2 separate regions of the Homo sapiens genome follow, and region 2 is linked to region 1. A link is a loop called in an ENCODE intact Hi-C map of the cell type or tissue named here. Cell type or tissue: lower leg skin. All regions are shown on one strand. Region 1 overlaps DNAH9 (dynein axonemal heavy chain 9). Region 2 overlaps DNAH9 (dynein axonemal heavy chain 9).

What was found. A loop is a pair of places that touch in the nucleus more often than their neighbours do. Peaks named below come from ENCODE experiments on the same cell type or tissue, not always from the same donor. Only the 100,000 strongest peaks of a DNase experiment are listed, where the experiment ranks them.
Region 2: it touches region 1 in a loop (6-fold over the local background); 1 of 110 quality-filtered maps calls a loop at or near these places.

What each region holds. Positions count from the first base shown.
Region 1 is chr17:11,633,955-11,641,954 of GRCh38, forward strand. It overlaps DNAH9 (dynein axonemal heavy chain 9), which reads left to right. Exons shown (of 69, transcript NM_001372.4): 9 at 2,680-2,830; 10 at 6,316-6,430. Among named protein-coding and RNA genes, the nearest start is that of DNAH9, 39 kb to the left of the region's middle. RefSeq lists an enhancer at 3,426-4,625. In lower leg skin, no CTCF peak of the experiment used is centred here; a DNase peak (open chromatin) is centred at 3,017.
Region 2 is chr17:11,690,444-11,698,443 of GRCh38, forward strand. DNAH9 (dynein axonemal heavy chain 9) reads left to right here. Exons shown (of 69, transcript NM_001372.4): 21 at 3,425-3,555; 22 at 3,878-4,004. Among named protein-coding and RNA genes, the nearest start is that of DNAH9, 96 kb to the left of the region's middle. In lower leg skin, no CTCF peak of the experiment used is centred here; no DNase peak of the experiment used is centred here.

The sequences.
Region 1 (8,000 bases):
CTTTTCTTCTGATGGTCCCCACCATGAAAACATGTCTGTGTGTGCCAAGGGCATGCCTCTTTGGGTTCCAGAATTCCAATCCTTGAAATTTTATGGGTTCTGGACAGAAGTAGAGGGAGACCTTCCCTCTACTGAAGCAGCACTGCTTGTACCCAGAGTTTCAGAGGGCTCATAAAAGCAGATTATTTATCTTCTGACCTTGACTCTTCTTCTCAGCTGAGCTTCCAGCCCAGGCCTTGGGAACTAGTAGGAAAACCATAACCCTCCGATCCCTTCTGCCTACTTTGTTTCTCTCTTTTTGGTGATCTCACCAACAAGAAACTAAAACCCTTCCTTCATCCCCAAGCAAAAGCAAAATCTCCAATTGACATAAGCTCATGCAGAGAAGAACATTTTCAAGGCTGGGGAGTAGGGACCAGAGAGAGTACCTGACTCTAGATCCCCTGTTGCTGCTGTAAGATCATCCAACTACTAGGTGGCCCCTCAGTGGACATGAATCCATGAGTACATCCAGGCCAAGGACTGTGAACAGACGGTGCAGGTTGGCCATGGTGGTCCCTCTGTGCACACACCTGTACTTCCTCAACAGAAGATGGGAGCCACAGAACTCGGAAAAGTCTGCTCTCTTATGCTTCCATTGAGGCAGAGCTACTTTTTACTGTCTCCAGAGATCTGGGTGATTGTTTTGTGAAAGAAAGTGTGACCCTAGATCCTCCCCAATGGAAGGCTTTTTAGCACCTTTACAGAGTCCTTAGAGTGCCTTGGAATCATTAAGGAAATCCAGTCAAACTGTCAGACCTGGAAAACATCTGGCCAAGGACCCCATATTTGGCTTTTCTCCATACCTGGTCATTCTGCATAACATGGCCTGGATGCCTCAGACTTCTAGGAGCCATCTAAGATTGTGAGCTGATGCCAATCAGCTCCTAGAGCTTGCACTCCCTCCAGGATTGGGATGCCAGTGAAGCAAAAAAATGGCCCAACCTGAAATAAGGAGGTAGGATAAAGAGCATAAGGTCTTAGACAAATGCAGACTGTTCAGCTTCCAGTTTTAGGACATGTGGATGTAATTTTATATCGTGTTTCTCATGTTCGTTGACTTAAAGCAAGGGTTCCACATTTTTTTCTACAAAAGGTCAGAGAATAAATATTTTAGACTATGGGTACATGTGTTTTCTGTCACACACTCTTTTTCATTTTATTATTTATTATTTTTATTTATTTATTTTTGAGACAGAGTCTTGCTCTGTTGCCTAGGCTGGAGTGCAGTGGTGCGATCTCAACTCACTGCAACCTATGCCTTCTGGGTTCAAGTGATTCTCATGCCTCAGCTTCTCGAGTAGCTGGGATTACAGGCACACGCCACCATGACTCGCTAATTTTTTTTTTTTTTTTTTTTTTTTTTTTAGTAGAGACGGGTTTTGCCATGTTGGCCAGGCTGGTCTTGAACTCCTGGCCTCAAGTGATGTGCCTGCCTCGTCCTTCCAAAGTACTGGGATTATAGGCATGAGCCAGAGTGCCCGGCCCTCTTTTCAATTTTTTTAATTCTCTTTTGAAATGCAAAAACCATGCACTGAGCAGTTTTGGGCAGATTTGGCTGCCCACTGCTGTACTTCGTCACCCTCTGACTTCAAGTGCTAGGTGGAGATGAGAGGTTATCATGGAAGGCACGTTTAGAAGCAGTGTATTGGTATATCCTAAATATAACTGGAGTCCTACATGGCCTCATCTCAGAAAAGCATCACAATGGAAGAAACACAGTCTAGGAGCCAGAAAGTAATTAAAAGCATTTCACATCTTGATTTTGCTGCTCCATGAAACACTGAGGGGTTAGGGCAGTCTGAATGCACAGGAACACATCTTCAGAGAAAGGTCAGCATCACTGCCATTCTCACGGCACCTGCTCTCAGAAACTATTTCCTTGTTCCCATTCTCAAATTTTTGCCCTTCAAATTCTCCCCAACATCCAGCCAACTTAGCTTCTTTTTCTTTTCCATCATTACCTTCTTTCTGTTCTAGGTTTTGTTTTTTTTGTTTGTTTATTTGTTTGTTTGGTTTTTTTTTGACAGAGTCTCACTCTGTCGCCCAGGCTGGAGTGCAATGGCACGATCTTGGCATCTTGGCTCACTGCAAACTCCGCCTCCCAGATTCAGGCAATTCCCTGCCTCAGCCTCCTGAGTAGCTGGGATTACAGGCACCCGCCACCACACCCAGCTAATTTTTGTATTTTTAGTAGAGACGGGGTTTCACCAACTTGGCCAGGCTGGTCTTGAACTCCTGACCTCGTGATCCACCCACCTGGGCCTCCCAAAGTGCTGAAATTACAGGCATGAGCCACCGCGCCTGGCCTGTTCCAGGTCTTAATTATGTAGTTCAGCTTAACCTTGCTGGGATCTTTAGTTATCCCTTTGTTTATTGGTTTATCCAGATTCTTATGCCAAGTAGAGCTGGGGGTGAGTAACTCGGCAGACAGGAATTTTCTGTTAGAAGCAAAGGAGAAGAGAAAGACTATGAATATCATCCACATATGAATAATTACAGGTCCAGCTCCACAATAACACTGTTCACTCTTCTTACATTGGTAGGCATATAAAGGAAAACCAGAACACTGGATTTGTATAACCATGGAAAGGTTTAATCTGTGATTTTTTTCCTCTTTTTCCTCCACCTTCCCTACAGCTGCTAGACATAGCAGGAAACCTCCTTGAAAGACCGCTGGTAGCGAGGGATACATCTGATAAATACCTGGTCCTCATCCAAATGTTCAACAAAGATCTGGATGCAGTGAGGATGATCTACAGTCAGCACGTCCAGGAGGAAGCAGAACTTGGTAGGCTTGTTAAAGGGGATTTTGATGGGGACATTCTGTTACTGGAAAGAAGCAACTCATTCCTCTTGTATTTGTTAAATGTCCATGTATGGATCCATACATTCTCAAAAAAGAGCAAGCACAACCTTCTTGCTTGAAATTCCAGACCACCTTGGGTGACTGGGGAGCTCTCTGAACTACGGCTTTCCCTGTTTCTGGGGCTGAGATTGGCAGGCTGACCCAGCGTGGTACAGTCTTCACTGCTTCTGTTCAGCTGAGACCTTGGCATTATGGATGAGTTGACCCTTGATCAGTGTTGCTACACTGACTAATCTTCAACACGCCTCCATTCGAAAATAAATGTTTACACGCCTGAGAAAAGTTTCTTATGCCTTCCAATGCCATAGCAACCATGCTTCTGGTGGGAGGAACCAGCAGGAGCCCTCCAAAGGGCAGTACCATGCCAAGGCGTGATGTCTCCATTTTTATTATGATGCTGCGTGTCAAAACAAATGCATTTCAGTTTTACGTACATTTATTGAGTCCTTACTACATGCCAAGCATGCCTGTGGGTCCTGTATACTGTGGCAAGTCAAGGTAAGGGATAAAATAAATAATGAATACAAAAGGCTGGTTCTTTATAGAATGTTGAGTGCTGCTCGGCTTGAGTTGTAAAGAATGGTAACAAGCTGGAAGCGATGGTGCGAACCCCTAGTCCTAGTATCTCAGGAGGCTGAGGTGGGAGGATCGCTTGAGTTCAGGAGTTCGAGGCTGCAGGAGCTATGACCCTGCCACTGCACCCCAGCCTGGGTGACAGAGCCAGACCCTGTCTCTAAAAATAAAATAAATAAGAAAGAAATAAAATACATTCCTATAGTCAGTCGCACAGCGCTTTGCACATAGTGGGTGCTCAATAAGTCGTTATTGGACTGAATGGCCTCTGACATCTGAAAAATGATGCCATTTGGATGAAATAAATTATGAACTTCTTATTATGAAAAGAAAATAAAGAAGAAGAGACTGTAACTCTTCCTTCCTCCCCAAGCAAAGATGCATTGTGGATGGGAGATTCGAGGGCAGGCTTAACAAGACAAGATGCATCGTGAGTGGGAGATTCGAGGGCAGGCTTATGGAAAAGGTAGTCTTGAGCTGAGCCCTAAAAGTTGGGAGATCAACAGTAAAGCAGAGGAGACAAAGGCCTTCAAAGCAGATATGAGAGGATATGGAATGTGATCAGCTGGGTCTGCCTGTAGCCAAACAAGGTGTGCAGAAGACATTCATTCGGCCATGGCATTTGAGGTCAGCTTGGGAAGTGCTCAGTGTGCCGCCTTAGGGAATTTGGAATTCATGATCAAGGGTAGGGGAAATTATCAAAGGCTTTTAAGTAGCTGAGTAAGAGGATTGCTCTGCTTGCAAGTAGGTTTCACGGTGAGGTCATCAAGAGTTGCCTCCACTTGGAAGTCATTCTAAGAAAATCCGTTGGCCAAGCTTTATGTGGGATTATCCCCATGACTTCTTACGGTCAGATACAGAGTTTGAAAACTCAAATGCCTCCAGAAGCTATATCGGTAACAAATGACCACGACCTTAGTACCTTAAAACACCACCATCCATCTTTCAGCTCACACTTTTTTTTTTTAAGACGGCGTCTGGCTCTATTGCCCAGACTGGAGTGCAGTGGCACGATCTCGGCTCATTGCAATCTCTGCATTCCCAGTTCAAGTGATTCTCCTGCCTCAGCTTCCAGAGTAGCTGGGATTACAGGTGCCTGCCACGAGGCCCGGCTAATTTTTTTGTATTTTTAGTAGAGTCAGGGTTTCACCATGTTGGTCAGGCTGATCTCGAACTCTCGACCTTATGATCTGCCTGCCTCAGCCTCCCAAAGTGCTGGGATTACAGGCATGAGCCACCACGCCTGGCCCTCAGCTCACACTTCTGTAGGTCAGGAGTCCAGCATGGTGCATCTGGGTTCTCTACTCAGAGAGAATCCCAAAGCTGAAATCAAGGTGTTGGTCAGCCTGAGTTTGCATCTGGAGGCTCTAGAGGAAAAATCCACTGCCATCCTCCTTGCTGTTGGTAGAATCCAGTTCCTCATGACTATAGGAGTGAGGTCCCCATTTCCTGTTGGCTGTCAGCCAAGGGCCACTCTTTGCAACTAGAAGCCATCTGCATTCATTACCATGTAGCCACCTCCATCTTCAAGCCAGCAACAGGACGTTAAATCCTCTTATGCATCAAATCTCTGCCTTCCTGTCCTGCCACCAGCCAGAGAAAACATTCTGCTTTTAAGGCCTCACCTGATTAGGTCTGGCCCACCCAGGGTCCTCTTCCTCCTGCTGTATGACATATCATGACCACAGGAGTACGCTGTCATCATAGCCACAGTTTTGACCCATGCTTAAAGGGGAGAGGATTATGCAAGGGTGAGGGTCATTGGGGGTCATCTTAGAGTTTTGCCTATCATGGAGGACAAGCAGGAAATGAAAATCATGGATCTGGACTGAGCATGGTGACACTAGGGAAGGGTGGTACCCGCGGTGAAATAAAGGAAGTAGCCACTTCTCTAGTTGCTAGTTAGAAATGCCAGCTGATTCTTGCTAATCTTCTCATTTTACCAGAGAAGCTGGGAAGTGAGATTCTTTAAAAAGCGAAACCTCACATTTGTTAAATCTTGACAACCAAATATAAGCAGACAAACCCATTGCTTGGGCTAACATAAGCATATCTAGTCTGTGCTGACTCGAGTCCAGGGCTCCATAATCCACATGACCTGCCTCATTCATCATCTTATGGAATTCTCACAGAAACTCTGGAAGTTAATTAAGCAGGGAAGATATTATTCCCATTTTATAGATGTGAAAATTGAGACCCAGGGTGATTGAGTTGTCTGTTTAAGGGAGTGTTTCAACCCTGACTGTTCAATTAGAGTCATCTTGAGAGCGTTTTAAAAAAACACTCAATTGTGGCCAGGTGCAGCAGCTCACGCCTGTAATCCCAGCACTTTGGGGGATTGAGGCGGGTGGATCACCTGAGTTTGAGACCAGCCTGATCAATATGGTGAAACCCCATCTCTACTACAAATACGAAAATTAGCCACGTGTGGTGGTGGGTGCCTGCAAATCCCAGCTACTCAGGAGGCTGAGACAGGAGAATCACCTGAACCTGGGAGGCAGAGGTTGTAGTGAGCCACGATTGCGCCACTGCACTCCAGCCTGGGCGACAAGAGTTAGACTCCTTGAAACACTCATGGCTGGGCCCCTCCCAGAGCAATGAAATCAGAATAGCTTGGGCATGGGACCCAGGTCCCCTGAGGCTGGGAGTGTTCGTCTCAGGGTTACTCTTTCTTCCTCTTTAACAGAACCCCCCAGGAACTCCAGTGTGCTCCCAGGTGACTTTAGTCTGGAGATAATGAGGCAAAAGTGGAGTACTTGGTGGGAGGTGTTTGCCGAGCGGAGAGGACTGAGGTGCTCTAGACTCATTTCGGTCTGTCTGTGCCATGTCTCCAGGGTTCTCCCCGGTGCACAAGAACATGCCCACCGTGGCTGGCGGCCTCCGCTGGGCACAGGAGCTGAGGCAGCGCATCCAGGGTCCTTTCAGCAACTTTGGACGCATCACACACCCGTGAGTATTGTGTTCCTGAAAGACAGGCTTGTCTTGGGCTGCTGTTCCTGCTCTAGAATCTGAGTGTTGTAGAAATGCAACCTGCTTAACGAAGGCCAGAAAATCATCTTCCTTTCTTTCCATTTCCAGCAAGGGATTAGACACCTATTGGCAAAACAGTCATGATATTGATGCATTTGGACTGAAGGGCAGGGCCCTTGGTGTTAAGTGCTGTAACTGGCTGACTCATTTTGCTCTGGGGGATTCATTTCTGGAGGACAGTGAGCCAGGGATTTTAAGCTCTGTGGAGTTCTTCCACACGTCTCCCTTTGACATCATGTCTCCTTGCTGCTGAGGCCACTGGAAAGTAATGAAGCCCAGTGTTTCCTCAAGTGCAGTATGAGGTCTCTGTCCATCAGGATAACTCTGGAAAACCTGTTAAAGATGCACATTCCAGGGCCTCACCTGTCACTGGCTGAATCTGAATCTGGTGTGGGCTGTGAATCTGCCCCTTCAGCAAGCTCCTCCTGTGATTCTGACGGTGACCAGGTTTGGAAACCCTCAGCTTGCTTCATAGCTGAGGTTAGAAGCTGAGATAGAAGCAACTCAGCTGCTAATTGTGATGTTGTGTTTAAGACGCTGGCTGAGGAAAGGCAGTCTTTCTCTGATACCTCTTTCTAAAAGACTTAATCTTGCTGACAGCACACAGGTTTTGGAAAACACAACAGAAGGAAAAGAATCAAACTCTGGCCATTGGACTCACAGGCTTTTTGGAGTTAGGAAGAGCCTTAGAGACCCTCTGGTCTGGCCCAAGTGGGAAGACTCAACACCATCAGAGGCCAGACAAATGGATGGCCAGGATGGGGTCTGCAGGGGGCCACCAGCACCCCACTCCAGCATTGCCAAGCAGAAAAGCAGACCCAATGTGAGCAATCTCCTGACTGTTGGAGATAAGCTGGAAACTGGATTTTAGAGTTGGACATCCAATTTTCCAATGATCAAGGATTCCATTTTTTCTCAAACTCTGTGCAGAACTAACAAAGCATGCCTGTGAGGCAGGTCTGCCCAGCGGGTGACCCATTTGCAGCATCTGCTTGGGTGTGGGCGAGATCTTTATTTTCAGATGAAGAAATGGAGGAAATGAAGAGAGAAGGGAGGTGACTTGCCCAAGGTCCTAGAGACAGCCAAAGAAAGAACTGGAAGAAATGCCTGATTCTCCAGGCTCCTAATCCAGAATGCTTCCCGGGGACCCCCCAGCCCTGGAAGTTTGGCGGGGAGTAGATCTGAGCCCTCATGCATCTCAATCACGCAGCAGAAGGCAGAAGGGAGAAGATAGGTGAATGGGGTGGGGAGGGGTGCCAGGGCTGCCCCTAGAATGTGGACTGCCACAGCTGTCACAGGTCTGGTTCCCAGGAAGCAGACCTATGATGTGTGTGCAGGAATTTATAGAGATCCTTTCAGGAACAGCACTCATGAGGAAGGGAGGGGAAACAGATCGGGCAGAGAAAGAAGTTGAGCTGCTGAGCTGCAAGAAAGTTGCAATGGGGGTCTCAGCTGGTCCTCCAGGGAGTTTGGGCCCTTCAGAGCTGTT
Region 2 (8,000 bases), 56 kb after region 1:
CTAAGGAAATCTAGAATCTCTCTATTCTCTGATCCAGGGTGAAGGGAAGGTCACCCAGTTCCTGCATTGTCTAGGCTCTTTCCTTTTCTGCCTCCTTGCTTTGACTTTACTTAAAGGCACTTCCCACAGATGCTCACCTTACCTGCCACCAAAAGTTAGGCAGAGGAAAAGAGGGACAGTGAAATGCACACCAATCAGTTTGTCCTTCAATGGGTAGGAAAAAGAAAGGAAAACCTCATTCAGAAAAAAAAAAATGTATATATAAGAAAGATTAAAAAAAAATACTGGCTACTGCAGTTTGGAATGAGGTCCTCACAGGTTGCTTCTTGGATCGTTAAAATTCAAGTGTCCACTGAAAGCGAGTCTCGTTTCCAGGCAAATTCAAGTTCCTTCTCAGCAGCATGCCATTCTATAAACCGCTGACCTGTGCCAGCGCTCCAACTACCAGCTGTCAGCTAAACACCAAACAATGGATTCCCCTAAAATATGTGTTCTTCTCATTATTACCTTCCCTGTGTTTGATTGCCCCTTCTAATTAGTTCTAATTAATGTGCCATTAACTTACCCCTCTCTCAGTGGACTCTGATTCATTTTTAAATTTTTTCTTTAGGCTTCCTCTATATTCTTTCAGTACAGCAAGTTCTTTGCTTACAAATTAGCTTGATTCCAAAATGTCACGGGCTGTCCAGGCTTTGGTTAGAAATTAAAGCACGTTCTGCCCAAACATAGTTTTCCTGCTAATCCCAAAAAGCATATTTAGTGTAATACTATAGATTAAAGGTTGTATATTTGCAGTGAAAAGTAATAGAAAACAATTCTGTATGGCAGTTGTCATTAAGTCAAATTGAATAAGCCAGATTTTATTCATCTCAAATGCCAGTGATTGAAGCAGACAAGGCTTAATTAAAAGGGGGCCGGGACAGAGGTGGAGATTCTTGCAGAAACTTTAAGGGAGATGTTTGAGAACTTTTAATTAAAAATATTGAAGAGTTAGTATCATTAACCTCTACACAGTGCCACAGGTTTGTGTATAAAATATGTAAACACATTTACTTTCCCTGTAATAACAATGAAACAGAAACAATTTGAAAACGTAATAAAATCAGCCAGGCTCTAACACCCTAACTGGTAACTATATTCATTCATTATGAATTTCTCCCAACTTTGGTTCATGTATATACATATTTTTACATAATTGCTCTCAGTGTAATTATAATTTTCTATTCAACTTTTTTCATTTGAACATTTATGCCAGATATTTCAGATACTTCTGCAACCTTGATACTTTTTTATTTTTAATTGGAGCAAAATATCCCATTGAGGAATCATAATTTACTTTGCCCTCTTGTGTTTTTTTGTTTGTTTTTGTTTTTGTTTTGAGACGGAGTCTTGCTCTGTCACCCAGGCTGGAGTGTAGTGGTGCGATCTCGGCTCACTGCAACCTCTGCCTCCTGGGTTCAAGTGATCCTCCTGCCTCAGCCTCCTGAGTAGCTGGGATTACAGATGAGTGCCACCACGCCCAGCTAATTTTTGTATTTTTAGTAGAGACGAGGTTTCACCATGTTGGCCAGGCTGGTCTCGAACTCCTGACCTCGTGATCTGCCCGCCTCAGCCTCCCAAAGTGCTGGATTACAGGCTTGAGCCACTGTGCCCAGCCTACCCTCTTGTTTTTAGGTCTTCTTGGGCAAGGGGCAGGATCACAGAGGGAAGGAATGGCAGGCCTGGGCTTGAGTCCTCATTCTCTCACTTGCAGCTGTGGGACCTTGGGCAGGACACTTAACCTCTCAATGCCTTGGTTTCCCTGTGTGTAAACTGGGACTAATACTAGTATCTATTCCAGAGTCTTCATTAAAACAATTCACATGGCACATACCATTATGATTGTTGTTATGTAATAATAATACCACAAGCTCTACCACCTCACCAGGTGCCATGTATTTGGCTGAAGCTAATTGCATATATTAGTCTGTCAATCATTTCAATGATACTGTGAGTGTGTATGTCTGGGAAAAATGTTGACAACGGATTACTTTTGACATCAAAGGAGTATATTTGCTGAGGGAAAATTCATTTTGGTTATATAAACTTTTGCAGGGGTCCAGAAAGAACGTTAGATCCACTATCTACTTACGAATCAAGTGTTGTATACCTGGGGCTTGGGATGGTCTCTGAGACCTCTTCAGGGAGTCCTCAAGGTCAAAATTATCTTAATAATCACATTAAGATGTTATCCGCCTTTTTTTTTTCTCTCATTCTTCCATGAGTGTACAGTGGGGTTCTCCAGAGGTCAGATGACATGTGATATCATAATAAATTGATACAGAAGCAGTTTTCTGTTAAGTCAGATATTGTAGAGATTTGACAAAAAGTGAAATGATGCCCCATTTTCAACTGTTATTTTTGGTTTTGGAAAATATACTTAAGTATTTTATTTATGCTGACATAATGGGTTTATTATTGTTACTTTTGTTATTGTCGTTGAGATGGAGTCTCGCTTTGTCACCCAGGCTGGAGTGCAGTGGCACGGTCTCGGCTCAATACAACCTCCGCCTCCCGGTTTCGAGCGATTCTCCTGCCTCAGCCTCCTGAGTAGCTGAGATGACAGGCACACACCACCATGACCGGCTTTTTTTTTTTTTTTTTGTATCTTTAGTAGAGACGGGGTTTCACCATGTTGGTCAGGCTGGTCTCAAACTCCTGACCTTGTGATCCACCCGCCTCTGCCTCCCAAAGTGCTGGGATTACAGGTGTGAGCCACCGCGCCCAGCTTATTATTGCTACTTTTAAAATGCCCTTTTTTTTTTTTTTTTTTTTTTTTTGAGACAAAGTCTCCCTCTGTCGTCCAGGCTGGAGTACAGTGGCACGATCTTGGCTCTCTGCAACCGCACCCTCCACCCTCCAGGTTCAAGCGATTGTCATGCCTCAGCCTCCCGAGTAGTAGCTGAGATTACAGGCCTGCACCACCAAGCCCAGCCCAGCTAATTTTTCTATTTTTAGTTGAGACAGGGTTTCACCATGTTGGCCAGGCTGGTCTCAAACTCCTGGCCTCAAACCATCCGCCCGCGTCAGCCTCCGAAAGTGCTGGGATTACAGGTGTGAGCCACGGCGCCCGGTCTAAATGCATTAATGAATATTTTAGAAATTTCTTTTTAAAAAAGCTTTAGCCTCTGGTACAGAAAATATTGAAAGATATGATAGATAGTACCTACATAAACAAAAGCTCTTTGGACTCCTAAACAATTTTTGAAAATGTAAATGGGTTCTAAGCTGAATGCAGCTTAAACTAAGGGTGTTTCCTTCGTTGAGTCTATTCTCTGTATTTGACAACCCAGGAACAAGTTTCTGCTTCTAACTGGCTCCATGGAGGGAGCTTCTAGGAACTGAGTGGAGTGGTGGTTAATTGCTTCCACATTTTTATTTGCAGGATTCTAAAAGGTTTGAAGGCATCGACATTGACTTTAAAGAGCTAGCTTATGATGCCCAGAAAATTCCAAATGTAGTGCAAACCACCAACAAGCCAGGCCTGTATGAAAAGCTGGAGGATATTCAGGGCAGGTGAGGGTCCGCCCATTACCCCTTCTCTAATAAGAAGGCATCATTTCCTTTTCCCCATCGTCTCTGAGACCAGTGGGCAGAAGTGAGTATGGGTGCCTTGCATGTCCCTTTCTTTGCCTGTGTGTTTGGGTAGCATGGGGCATTATTAGAGGTGTTGACGCCAAGGTAGACACATCCATGTATATCTTTGCAAATATCTCTAAGTGTTTCTTGTGCTAATGCATATGTTCCGTCTATTGCATATACATACATTTAAGTAATGTATGTGTATCCATGGGTCTAGACATTCTTAACTGGGAAATTCTATGTTCTGTGCCCTCAGATTGTGCCTGTGTGAGAAGGCCCTGGCAGAGTACCTCGACACCAAGAGGCTTGCCTTCCCGCGGTTTTACTTTCTCTCCTCCTCCGATCTGTTAGACATCCTTTCCAACGGCACAGCTCCACAACAGGTAAGCTGGAGGAGCATCTGCAGAAAGGTCTAGGAGGGCTGAGGGGTGCCCAGCAGGAGGCAGTTTCTGGCTCCCCATCATGCCTCTTCTCTCTGGCAGGTTCTGTACTTCAGACCTGTCTGTGTTGCCCCCAGCATCATCACATACCTCGGAGCTTTCTTGCTTTCTTGCTTTCTTGCTTTCTTGCTTTCTTGCTTTCTCGCTTTCTCGCTTTCTCGCTTTCTCGCTTTCTCGCTTTCTCGCTTTCTCGCTTTCTCTCTCTCTCTCTCTCTCTCTCTCTTTCTCTTTCTTTCTTTCTTTCTTTCCTTCCTTCCTTCCTTCCTTCCTTCCTTCTTTCTTTCTTTCTTTCTTTCTTTCTTTCTTTCTTTCTTTCTTTCTTTCTTTCTTTCTTTCCTTCCTTCCTTCCTTCCTTCCTTCCTTCCTTCTTTCTTTCTTTCTTTCTTTCTTTCTTTCTTTCTTTCAGATGGATTCTTGCTCTGTCGCCCAGACTGGAGTCAGTGGCACGATCTTGGCTCACTGCAACCTCCGCCTCCTGGGTTCAAGCCATCCCCCTGCCTCAGCCTCCCGCGTAGCTGGGACCACAGGTGCATGCCACCATGCCGACTGATTTTTTTTGTATTTTAGTAGAGACGGGGTTTCACCATGTTGGCCAGGGTGGTCTTGATCTCCTGACCTCGTGATCTGCCCATCTCAGCCTCCCAAAGTGCTGGGATTACAACTGTGAGCCACTGCACCCGGCCACCTCGGAGCTTTCTTAATCCCCATCAGTATTGCTGCTCAGCATGCCCTCTGGCCCATCAGAGGCTAATCTCTAACAAAGAACTGAGAAACTTTGAGGATGGCAAAGGTGGAAGGAGTTGAGGCTTGGCAGAGAATGCCTTCAATCTGATTCTGAAGAAAGATCCAGGAAATACTGGCCAAACTCGATAGCTAAAATTTCTATAGGGAGATAAGATTGGAAGTTATGTTAACTGAATATGGAGGTAAGGCTTATTGGCAAAAGCATATATGAGAAGCCCAAAATGTGGGGTTCTGGCTTCTGGTTCTAGACAGTTACTAGCCATAGAGTCTTGGACATGTGACTTCTTAGCAACAAACTTTCCTTATCTGTAAAACAGAAGAAACCTGCTGTGTTCGAAGGTTTTTTGAGTATTAAAGTAACTAATTGAAGCAGTGTTGGTATTTGGAGCTACAGACACTGGTTCTGAAATTTGGGAGTGCATCAGAATCACTTGGAAGGCTTGTCGAAGTACAGATTCCTCGGTCCCACTCCCACTGTTTCTGATTCACTACGTCTGGGTAGAGCTGGAGAATTTGCATTTCTAAGAATTTTCCCAATATGCTGCTGGTCTAGGGACTACACTATGAGAACTTCTGCTCTCAACATTGTCTGGGTCTCAAAATGCTTGGATGAGTTCTTTTTCCTCATGTGATTTTGTTATTCATTTAAAGAATAGTTGGGCTCATTTGCTTCTTTTTGCTTTCAGTTTTAGGGTTTTTCCCATACATGTTTATTTGATTGTTTGAATATGTATGACACTGATAGGATTCCAAAAGTCAAACTATGCAAAAAGATATGTATATACTCAGAGATGTATCCTTGCCTCCTCTGTTCCTTTCATGCCATAACCACGTCTGTTCCACCCACTATAGGTAACCAATTTCATTAATTTCTGGGTTAGCTTTCCTATGTCTATCTTTACAAAAATAAGCAAATGCACATTTACATTCATGCATGTACAGTTTCTAATTTCCCCTTCTTTCATACACAAAAGGTAGCATGCTACGCCTACCTGTTTGCACTTTGCTTTTTTCTACTTAGCTACATAGCTTGGAAATCACTCCATATCAAGTCAAAGATATCTCCCTCATTTTTTAATATTTGCATCATACTCCATGGATTGATATACCACAGTTTGGCCATAGGTTATTTATTATATTTTGTAATTACAAAGAATGTGGCATTGAATAACCTTGGACTTTGTATTGTTGGCCATCTGTCTTCCAGGTAAACTCCTAAAAGTGAGATTCCCGGCTCAAAGGGTGGATACATATGTAGTCTTGTTAGATATTGCCAAGTTTCCACCCTTTTGCTTCACCACAAGCAGCAGACAAGAGCTTCTCAAACAGAGCCAAAGGATGAAAACATGCATAAGTTGTTTTGTCTTTGACCTACCCTTTCTAACTTAGTGAAATTAGGTTTTGATTTGTTGATAAGAAGCAAGTACTAAAGAGAGATTATCCCTGATAGTTATAGCAGTTCTTTTTTTCCTATAGATGAAAATATTTCCAAAGTAGTCCAGGTGTGGTGGTGTTGAAATATTTATTATTAATGCATTAGCATTCTGTATTATAACTGTATTTTTATTCATTCTGTGTTCAGATCACTGCCAGATTTTTTTATATCTCATTCTTTTTAAAAATTAATTAATTTTTTTTTAAGGTTGGATCTTGCTCTGTCACCCAGGCTGGAGTGCAGTGGCATGATCATAGCTCACTGCAGCCTCAAACTCTTGTGCTCAAGGGTCCTCCCACCTCAGGCTCCAGAGTAGCTGGAACTACAGGCATGAGCCACCACACCCAGCTAATTTTTTAAAATTCTTTGTAGAGACGGGGTCTTGCTGATTTTGAACTCCTGGCTTCAAGTGATCCTCCCGTCTTGGCCTCCCACAGTGTTGGGATTATAGGCATGAGCCACCAGAATAGGCCTCATTCTTAAATATTTATTTTGATTCATTTCTTATTTGAGTACATTTTTGAGTATTCCCCACACCCTAAGAGGTGAAGCATGGTGGAATACATCCTAATTCCTTCTATATCTGTGACTCTGTCATTTCACATGTGAGCAAGTGAATGGTTAGGGTTAGAATTCATGAGTCACAGTGATCACCTCTCAATCCATGCAGATATCACTCTGCTGTTTGTTGTTACAAAGAAGTCATCTGAGGCCTGCCTGCTTTAAAAAAAATTTCTAGATAGCCTAATTTCTTTCTATCTAGGTCCCTATAGAGAATAAAATTTAAATTAATTTCTAAAAATTTGTATGCTTATATACTTGTTTTGTTAATTTATCCCTAAAACATGATGAGATTTTGTCCTATCTGAAAACGAGTGCTTTTATGATCTTGAAAAAGTCTTCTTCTAGCATGTTTTTAAATAATACATCTATCCCATTTATCTGTATATTTTTTCATTCAGGTTTATCATACTTCCGTAAGCTGAGATTCCACTTTATACATGCTATATACATTACCTTCTCTTTCATCGTATTTTTATCTCTTAGTCCTCTTCCTTGGCATTTATCAGTAAGTTTCTCAAGCTCTTCCACCATATTTAATTTTTTGTGTCAATTCTGCACTTTAGTGTTGCTAATACTGCTATAAACTGTACTCTGTCATTGTTAGTCTCCTTACTTTATTTCTCTACCTCTGCCAACTCATCTTTCACCACGTTTTATAGACTTCATGTTTCTTTAATGTAATTGAAAGAAAAACAAGGTGATGGTTCACAAATTGATTTGTTTCCATTATTAAAGGTTTAAAAAATGTTATATACAATTTTATGTAAAGTTATATATAATTATGTATAAAGGTTAAAAAAATTATATATAAAATTATATATAATGTTACTTTATAGCATATATAGTATATATACCTATATAAAATTTAGCTATATATAATATATAATTATATATTAGTATTATATTATTAATATATTATTATATTAATATATTATTATATTAATATAATAATATATTAATAATATAATTATATTAATATAATAGCAATATATTATATAATATATTAATATATAATAATTATATAATATATTATATATTAATAATTATATATTAGATTAGATAGAAAATAATAATATATTAATATTCTATATTATACATACTAATTATATATTATATATAAAATAACATAGATACATTATATATTTTATATATATATATGCTCTTCTTTGCCCTCTTGAGTCCTGTTTTCTCCTTTT